2 separate regions of the Homo sapiens genome follow, and region 2 is linked to region 1. A link is an interaction called in ENCODE POLR2A ChIA-PET data of the cell type or tissue named here. Cell type or tissue: CD4-positive, alpha-beta T cell. All regions are shown on one strand. Links, peaks and the distances in the headings refer to the core of each region. The heading gives the core; the rest is flanking DNA. Region 1 holds the start of LOC124902725 (a long non-coding RNA gene). Region 2 overlaps PCF11 (PCF11 cleavage and polyadenylation factor subunit).

Evidence for each region. Peaks named below come from ENCODE experiments on the same cell type or tissue, not always from the same donor. Only the 100,000 strongest peaks of a DNase experiment are listed, where the experiment ranks them.
Region 2: POLR2A ChIA-PET joins it to region 1 with 5 read pairs; 25 of 35 experiments call an interaction of 5 or more read pairs at or near these places.

What each region holds. Positions count from the first base shown.
Region 1 is chr11:83,115,269-83,119,665 of GRCh38, forward strand. LOC124902725 (a long non-coding RNA gene) reads right to left here and starts at 1,996. Exons shown (of 2, transcript XR_007062802.1): 1 at 1,857-1,996. In CD4-positive, alpha-beta T cell, for the core only: no CTCF peak of the experiment used is centred there; a DNase peak (open chromatin) is centred at 2,263; H3K4me3 peaks cover 1,601 bases; H3K27ac peaks cover 2,235 bases.
Region 2 is chr11:83,166,742-83,171,138 of GRCh38, forward strand. PCF11 (PCF11 cleavage and polyadenylation factor subunit) reads left to right here. Exons shown (of 16, transcript NM_001346413.3): 6 at 384-567; 7 at 674-1,157; 8 at 1,687-3,254. Among named protein-coding and RNA genes, the nearest start is that of PCF11, 12 kb to the left of the region's middle. RefSeq lists an enhancer at 1-894. In CD4-positive, alpha-beta T cell, for the core only: no CTCF peak of the experiment used is centred there; no DNase peak of the experiment used is centred there; H3K4me3 peaks cover 1,008 bases.

The DNA.
Region 1 (4,397 bases), core at 87-4,086:
CACTAGACTGAAAGCTTCTTGAAAAGAAGAACCATACATCACTTCATCATCGCCACTATCACAATGACTAGCGCACGACAAGTGTTCAGTAAAAGTTTATTGACTTGAACAGTTAGATGATTTTCTTTAAGCAATCAGATACTTATGAGATGTAAATGCCACGATCTGCCATCTTTTCTAAAAGGTAGACTATTTTGATTTGTGTCCTCATCACACGAAGCAATTTAAGAAAGAAAAAACAGGATGGTGAGTGTAAAAACTACAGCCGCAGAATTCAGGAGCAGGCTGTTTTCTTTGATGGTGTTTGGTTTTCCAGGGCATGAGAGAAGAATTCAAAACTTTCTACAAACACTTGCCTCTCCACAGAACTGACAGGGCTAAGTGTGAAACAGACTCTGCACTTTATCCTGTGAAATGTTTTACTAGATGGCTCTTGTTTCTAGCTCCATTTAGACTGCTCAGAGCAGAAGCTGGCCCCCGCCTGTTTGCCCCCTGGAGGATTCCCATCACATGTCAGTGATGTATGTGTTCCCACTAGCTCTAGTGACCTGCCTCTGCGATGTGCTGCAAACACTACACTCAACGGCAAAGCGTCCAGCCTCTGGAAAACCGGTATTGAGAGACTTTCCAGAGCATTAAGAGCTCTTAAAGGACACTCTAAAGTTACTGGGAATTTTCTAGAACAGTGCTTAAAGCAACATTTAGTTTCCTGAATCTGCAAGAAAGGCACTCTTTTATTGGTCTCCCCTAATTTCCCAGCTTCTCTGAAAGCATGAGTCAGCCAATGGAAGAACAGTGGGGAGGTGAGTATATCAATTTAGACTCAATCTTTGGGCTTAGCAACTTAGAATCTGGCGAATTCCTTTCCTAGGATCACTTGGACAAAGCAGAAAGGTGTAATGGAAATAGCACAGATAGAAAGCAGATTAACCTGAGTTTAAAACTAGCTTCTGTCAACAACCAGTCACATGACCTTAGGCAAATTACTTAATTTCTTAAAGGCTTTGTGTCCTCATTTTGCAATATTCTTGTGAAAATTTGGTAGGCCATCATCAGCACAGTTCCAGGGACAATAAACTTTTTTTTTTTTTTTTTTTTTTGAGAGATAGGGTCTTGCTCTGTTGCCCAGGCTGGGATATAGTAGCACAATCATGGCTTACTGTAGCCTCAAACTCCTGGGTTCAAGCCATCCCCCCACCTCAGCCTCCCAAGTAGCTGTAACTACAGGCATGTGTCACCATGCTCGATTACTTTTTAAAAAATTTCTTGGCTGGGCATGGTGGCTCATGTCTATAATCCCGGCACTTTGGGAGGCCAAGGTGGGTGGATCACCTGAGGTCAGGGGTTTGGGACCAGTCTGGCCAACATAGTGAAATCCCACTACTAAAAGTACAAAAAAATAGCCAGGTGTGGTGGCACGCCCCTGTAGTCCCAGCCACTTGGGAGGCTGAGGCAGGAGAATCGCTTGAACCGGGGGCGGAGGTTGCAGTGAGTAGAGATCATGCCACTGCACTTCCAGCCTGGGCAACAGAGCGAGACTCTGTCTCAAAAAAAATTTTTTTTTGGTACAGATAGGGTCTCACTCTTTTGCCCTGGCTGGTCTCAAGTCCTGGTCTCAAATGATCCTCCCACCTTGGTCTCCCAAAGTGCTGGATTTACAGACATCAGCCACCACATCCAGCCTCCAGCAACAATAAATCTTGTTGAACAAAATGAGTGAATAACATACTTAAGATGACAAGCATGTAGAGGAGCTTAATAAATATTAATTCTTCATCTGGATAAAGGCCAGAATTTTAAAATAAATACATAAATAAATAAATATTCATTATCTTCCCACTCTCTGCCCTACTCACCTTCAGTTCAGGCTATACGTAGCCCTTCAGCGAATTTTTCCCCTTCAAGGTCACTTCCAAAGGTCACCAAGACCTATTTTTAACCAGAAAAAAAAAATAATAAAAAATAAACAAGAATTAATGAAAGCACCAGCCTGGCCAACATGGCAAAACCCCGTCTCTACTAAAAATACAAAAACTAGCTGGGCGTGGTGGCACACGACTGTAATCCCAGCTACTCAGAAGGCTGAGGCAGGAGAATCACTTGAACCCGGGAGTCGGAGGTTGCAGTGAGCCGAGATCACGCCACTGCACTCCAGCCTGGGTGACAGCGAGATTCTGTCTCAAAAAAAAAAAAAAAAAAAGAATTATTGAAAGCAAAGAGGAAACATGAAGTGGAAATGTATTCACTTTCGGTTTCTAAGCCCCTAAAGATGGCCTTGTTTTTCTGTTTGTTTGGTCAAGAATGGACCTATCCATGTTGTTTAACAGAGAAAAAGTTTAATTTTTATTTTAAAGCCCATTTATCTATAGTGTTGCAAAATGGGTTTCAGATAAACAACAGACAGCAGCCATTGCCAAACAGTGCATTCGAAACTTTTATACTTTTCTTATGAAGTCACCATGGCTCAGTAGTTCAGTACATGACTTCAACCTCTGACCAACCTAGATTAGAGTCCAAACTTGTCACTTACTTTCCTTATGGGCTTGGGCAATTTTCTTAATCTGTCTGACCCTCAGTGTGCTCGTCTGCAAAATGTGGCTAACAAGGGTGCTCACCTCATGATTTTCATAAGGATTAAATGAAGTAATTGGCATGCCTACTGCGATGCCTGACACAAGGTTCCTGTCAACTAATTGTAGCTATTATTATCATCATCTCATTAATATAAACCCATGAGGTAGCTACTTCTATTTTACAGGGAAAGAAACAGAATCTTGGATGATGAATATAAAAATATTCAGTACAGCAGGGTGCGGTGGCTCATGCCTATAATCCCAGCACTTTGGGAGGCCAAGACGAGTGGATCGCTTGAGGTCAGGGGATTGAGACCAGCCTGGCCAACATAGCGAAACCTGGTCTCTACTAAAGATACAAAAATTAGCTGGGCATGGTGGCACGCACCTGTAGTCCCAGCTACTTGGGAGGCTGAGGCAGGAGAATCACTTGAACATGGGAGGCGGAGATTGCAGTGAGCCAAGATTGTGCCACTGCACTCCAGTCTGGGTGACAGAGCAAGACTCCATCTCAAAAACAAAAAGAAAAACAAAACAAACAAACAAATGAACAAACAAAAAATATAAAAATATTTAGTACATCACCAAGCAAATAGTAAAAACCCATAGGTGAGCTTAAAAAGAAATTCAACAGTCTCCAACCTGCAGATCAGGAGTACTGACCCTCTATTCTTTGTAAGCATTTTGTGTAGGAAGAAGAAACTGAAAACAGCCTGTTAACTTGTCTGTCTGTCCTTATCTGTTAGGAGGAAATGGTCAGAGTTCCTGTACAGCTAGTATGTAGGCACTGCAGTTGTTCAGTAAGTACTTGTTAATCAAATAAATGGAGGGGTGAGCACCCAGGAGCTCTGGTCTGGATGTTCCCAGTCAGGAGCTGCACCCACACTCATTTCTGCTCCCATCGCCCTATCTTCATTGCTACTTCATTCCTCACCTTAAAGCTTCAGGAAAATCCACAGAAGGTCTTCATTGGAAGATGAGAGGATGTAAACAAAAACCTGAGCCTTCCTTGAGATGTCAACCCTGAAAATTATATCCAAAGTTCAAAAAAATTGAGAAACTGTGGTAGACTATTAAAGTTGGGCACTAGAAAGACTGTAACATTCCTGTGGATGAGCAGGTCTCATGTTGCTTTAGAAAGAAACATGTTTAAAGTCTGAATAAATCAATGGTTAAGCTTTGGAGACCTTAGTTTAAACAAACATATCTTGACCTACAACAGGAATATAAACATGACCCTAAAAACACATTTGCAAATGATTTTCTTGGCCACAGACATAGAAGAGTACAAAACTATGATCCCCAAAAGAATCCTTAAGTTTGGATTTTATTTTGTAAAATAAATTTGAGAGTCCTCTTAGGGATCATAGTTTTGAACTGTTTTATGTCTGCAACAGAAGAAAACATATAGGAAAGAAATGTAAAAATTTAAACATGAAAGCATGTTTGTGTATTTCAAAGAGAGAAACATTAGTCTAGAAGGGAGAAAATGAAAGTCTGTAATAGTGGCTTTAGGGTCAGACAATCCTAGGCTAGAATGCTAGAATTCTGGCCCAGTCAATTACTCGTAGGTGAGGCTGAGCAAGTCATACACATATACAACTACACACACACACACATACACACTCACACACACGATTGTAAGATTAGATGGTTACTGTTAAGTACTTATCACAATGATGCATAGTACACAGAATGTCCTCAGTAAATAATCTTTTTTTCCGCTTTTTTATTTTTATTTTTAAAGAAACAAGGTCTCAGGCTGGTCTGAAACTCCTAGCCTCAAGCAATCCTCCTGTCTTGGCCTCCCAAAGTGGTGGGATT
Region 2 (4,397 bases), core at 99-4,098, 51 kb after region 1:
GTAGTAGTGTATATGTTTCAAAAGATAGTGTTAATTTAAAAATTGGAAAATGTTTATTAGGTGCTATTAGTACTTTTTTTCCATCTAATTCTTACATCTCTGTGGGTTAAATACTATTATTATTTCTATTTTACAGATAAGGAAACTGAAGTTTAGAAAGGTTAACTAATCTACCTAAGGCTGCAGTCCAGGACATGCAAGAATCAGAATTCATATCTGTTTTTGCTGATTTCATATTTTGTGCTCTTAATCATTTATTTAATTACTTTTTGTGGTTACATATGCCCATTTTAACCATATCCTTTGAAAAGAATCTTTAAATATGGTCCTGAGTATTTTTTAAAAAAACATTTCAATGTAACATACTGCTTTTATGGTTTCAGCTTACAACAGGTTGATGAACATAGTAAACCTCCTCATCTGAGGCATAGGGAGAGCTGGTCAAGCACTAAAGGAATTTTATCACCTCGAGCCCCAAAGCAGCAACAGCATCGATTAAGTGTAGATGCCAATCTTCAGATTCCTAAAGAGTTAACTCTTGCAAGCAAAAGAGAATTACTTCAAAAGGTAGTTACTATGATTAATCCCATGTAGTCATCATTATCTATCGTCTATTTTTTTGGTATTTTTTTATATTTAAAATATTTTATTTCCTTTTATCACCCCTATACAGACGAGTGAACGTTTAGCATCTGGTGAAATTACACAGGATGACTTCCTTGTTGTTGTGCATCAAATTCGACAGCTATTTCAGTATCAAGAAGGTAAACATAGATGCAATGTACGGGATAGTCCTACAGAAGAAAATAAAGGTGGATTAAAAAAGAAACCTCTCTTATCTGATGCTGAATTAACCTACTATGAACATAAAGCAAAACTGAAAAGGACACAGGTTCAGCATTCATTTCCAAGACTTGATCTCTTAGATCCTGATATTTTTGACTACCCTTTGACTGATGCCTTGTTGTCTGGAATAGAATGTGAGCCATCCAAAAGTAAACATGCAAGTAGGAATAGTGGAGCACAGTTTGACAGAAAAGAACAATTTAGTGAAAGAGCAAGACGTCTTTCTCCTATATCTGGGAGTCGTACTTATGCTGAGAATCTTTCACCCCATGAGGGCCGGAGAAGACATGACGAGCAAGTCTCTGCTAAAGGTAGAAAAAGTTAAATCAGATTATGCCTATTGAATCACACAGCAGTGAAGGGAAAATGAACAAGCTAAGTGGGGATGGATTTTTGTGACTGTTCAGATTACCATTTTTTTTCCCATTTATTTTGTTATGTTTTTTCCCTTTAAGGAAAGGGAAGGGAAGGGAGCTAATATTTCTAAGGCCAGTTGTGTGTCAGGTACTTCATTAGGTATTTTTTATATGTAATTTGATTTAATCCTCACAACAATACAATGAAGTGTATATTCTCCCTATTTTACAGATAGGAAATAAAAGAGAGGTTAAATAACTTGCTCTCAAAATGAAATAATTAGTATGTTGATAGGATGGTAATTTTTTTGTTACTCAGGTGTGTCTGACTCTAGAGGGCATCCTCTTATCTGCTGCTTTACGCTGTCGGTCTCTCCTGCCCCTCTAATGTAGTGAGATAGTTATATATTTGGATAAACATTCATACGAAAATAGAAGATTTTAAGATAACTTTAGTGAAAATAATTTTTTTCCTTTTTAAAAGGTGTGCGAGAAGAGCAGAGATCTCCATTCAATGATCGTTTTCCACTTAAGCGACCTCGATATGAAGATTCAGATAAACCATTTGTAGATAGTCCAGCATCAAGATTCGCCGGCCTGGATACAAATCAGCGACTTACAGCTTTAGCTGAAGACAGACCGTTATTTGATGGACCTAGTAGGCCATCAGTAGCAAGAGATGGCCCAACGAAGATGATTTTTGAAGGACCCAATAAATTAAGCCCTCGAATTGATGGACCTCCCACACCAGCTTCTCTTCGGTTTGATGGGTCACCAGGACAAATGGGGGGAGGAGGCCCTTTGAGATTTGAGGGGCCACAAGGTCAGCTAGGAGGTGGGTGTCCTTTGAGATTTGAAGGTCCTCCAGGACCAGTGGGGACACCTCTGCGGTTTGAGGGCCCAATTGGTCAAGCAGGAGGAGGTGGTTTTCGGTTTGAAGGTTCCCCTGGTCTGAGGTTTGAGGGATCTCCAGGTGGTTTGAGATTTGAGGGACCAGGAGGCCAGCCTGTGGGTGGTCTGAGGTTTGAGGGACATCGTGGTCAACCTGTGGGTGGTCTAAGGTTTGAGGGACCTCATGGTCAGCCTGTGGGTGGACTTAGATTTGATAATCCCCGAGGTCAGCCTGTAGGTGGACTTAGATTTGAGGGGGGTCATGGTCCATCAGGGGCTGCGATTAGGTTTGATGGACCTCATGGTCAGCCAGGAGGTGGAATCAGATTTGAGGGCCCTTTGCTACAGCAAGGGGTTGGAATGAGGTTTGAGGGCCCCCATGGTCAGTCAGTAGCTGGTCTGAGATTTGAGGGACAACATAATCAACTTGGTGGGAACCTTAGGTTTGAGGGTCCACATGGTCAGCCAGGGGTTGGTATCAGGTTTGAAGGCCCTTTAGTCCAACAAGGAGGTGGAATGAGGTTTGAGGGTCCTTCTGTACCAGGAGGTGGCCTGAGAATTGAAGGGCCTCTGGGTCAAGGTGGTCCAAGATTTGAAGGTTGTCATGCTTTAAGGTTTGATGGGCAGCCAGGTCAGCCGTCACTCTTGCCAAGATTTGATGGATTACATGGTCAGCCAGGTCCTAGATTTGAAAGGACTCCTGGTCAGCCAGGCCCTCAGAGGTTTGATGGACCACCTGGACAGCAGGTTCAACCCAGATTTGACGGTGTACCTCAAAGATTTGATGGTCCACAACATCAGCAAGCATCAAGGTTTGATATTCCTCTTGGTCTTCAAGGCACAAGATTTGACAATCATCCTTCACAAAGGCTTGAATCAGTATCTTTCAATCAGACTGGTCCATATAATGATCCACCTGGCAATGCTTTTAATGCCCCATCCCAAGGACTACAGTTCCAAAGACATGAACAAATATTTGATTCACCTCAAGGACCAAATTTTAATGGACCACATGGCCCTGGAAACCAGAGTTTCTCTAATCCACTTAACAGAGCTTCTGGACACTATTTTGATGAAAAAAATCTTCAGAGTTCTCAATTTGGAAACTTTGGCAATATACCTGCTCCAATGACAGTAGGAAATATTCAGGCATCTCAACAGGTAAGTCTGTTATTCTAAAATTGCGTTGTATGCAGATAAGTTAACCATTTTTTAATGTTTCTAGGAGGGTTTTCAGGACATAGTTTATTGTGTAGATTGGAAAGAAGTTTTTAATGTACTCTAAAGCCACATGCTAAGGAAGTGGGATGAGCATCTTTTGGGGATGAAATTTGCAACTTAAATCCAAAATTGATTTTAGCTCTTTCAGGATCTAGGGAAATATCTCAATCAAACCCCCACCTCCAGCTCTGTTTTTTCTTTTTCCTTTTTTTTTGCTTTAAAGCTTTTGAGATATTATACAATTGTGTGTCATAGACCTCTACATTGCAGAACTGTTGAGCCCTGACGTGCTTTAAGGTAGCCATAGAATTGATTGAACTGTTCTTTGACCAAGAATTTCCTTAACCTGAGTTAAATAAGAAGATCAAATTGTGTCCCTGCTTTCACAGTCTACAATTCTTTTTTTTTGGTCCTTTTTTCCTACTTTTTACCACCTTTCCAGTCACTTCAGTTAAACACAATTGTTTGATATTAATGACAACATAGCGAATAGCCTTCCAAATACACTCTGGTTACGAAACATGCACTGTTACCTGTTGGTATTCTTTCACACTTGTTCTGTATACATTTTAAAATGCATACTGAGACAACTTTAAGGCAGTATGTTTACAATTTGTGATTAATTCGGTTGGTTTTGAATGACTACTTTTGCTTGCGTGCTGAAATTCTCCTAGGCTGAGTTTTACTTCTTTTCCAGGTGCAGACATTTTCTTACTATGACAGATTTATTTTATAGTAGTAAGATTGCATGGAAGAAAATACAAAATAAGAAAGATTTTAAAAGTACATTAGGAACATTATTGATAGAAAGTAGTCCTTCTGTTCATCTCTAATGGTACGAAAAAACAGTTGGCTTGCCTAGATTTACTCTACTGTATATCCTTGAAAGAAATGATACTCTTATTGACAGATACTCTAGAATGGTACTTACTTAGTCTTGTTTCTACATTACACAGAATCGGTGGGGTTTTTATTATGTGTACTCACTACCAAAAGTCCACATGTATACTGAACAAGGATTATAAATGGATATTTATTCACATACCAGCAATATGTAGAAGTCCTGCCTCCCTCTGGACTGCA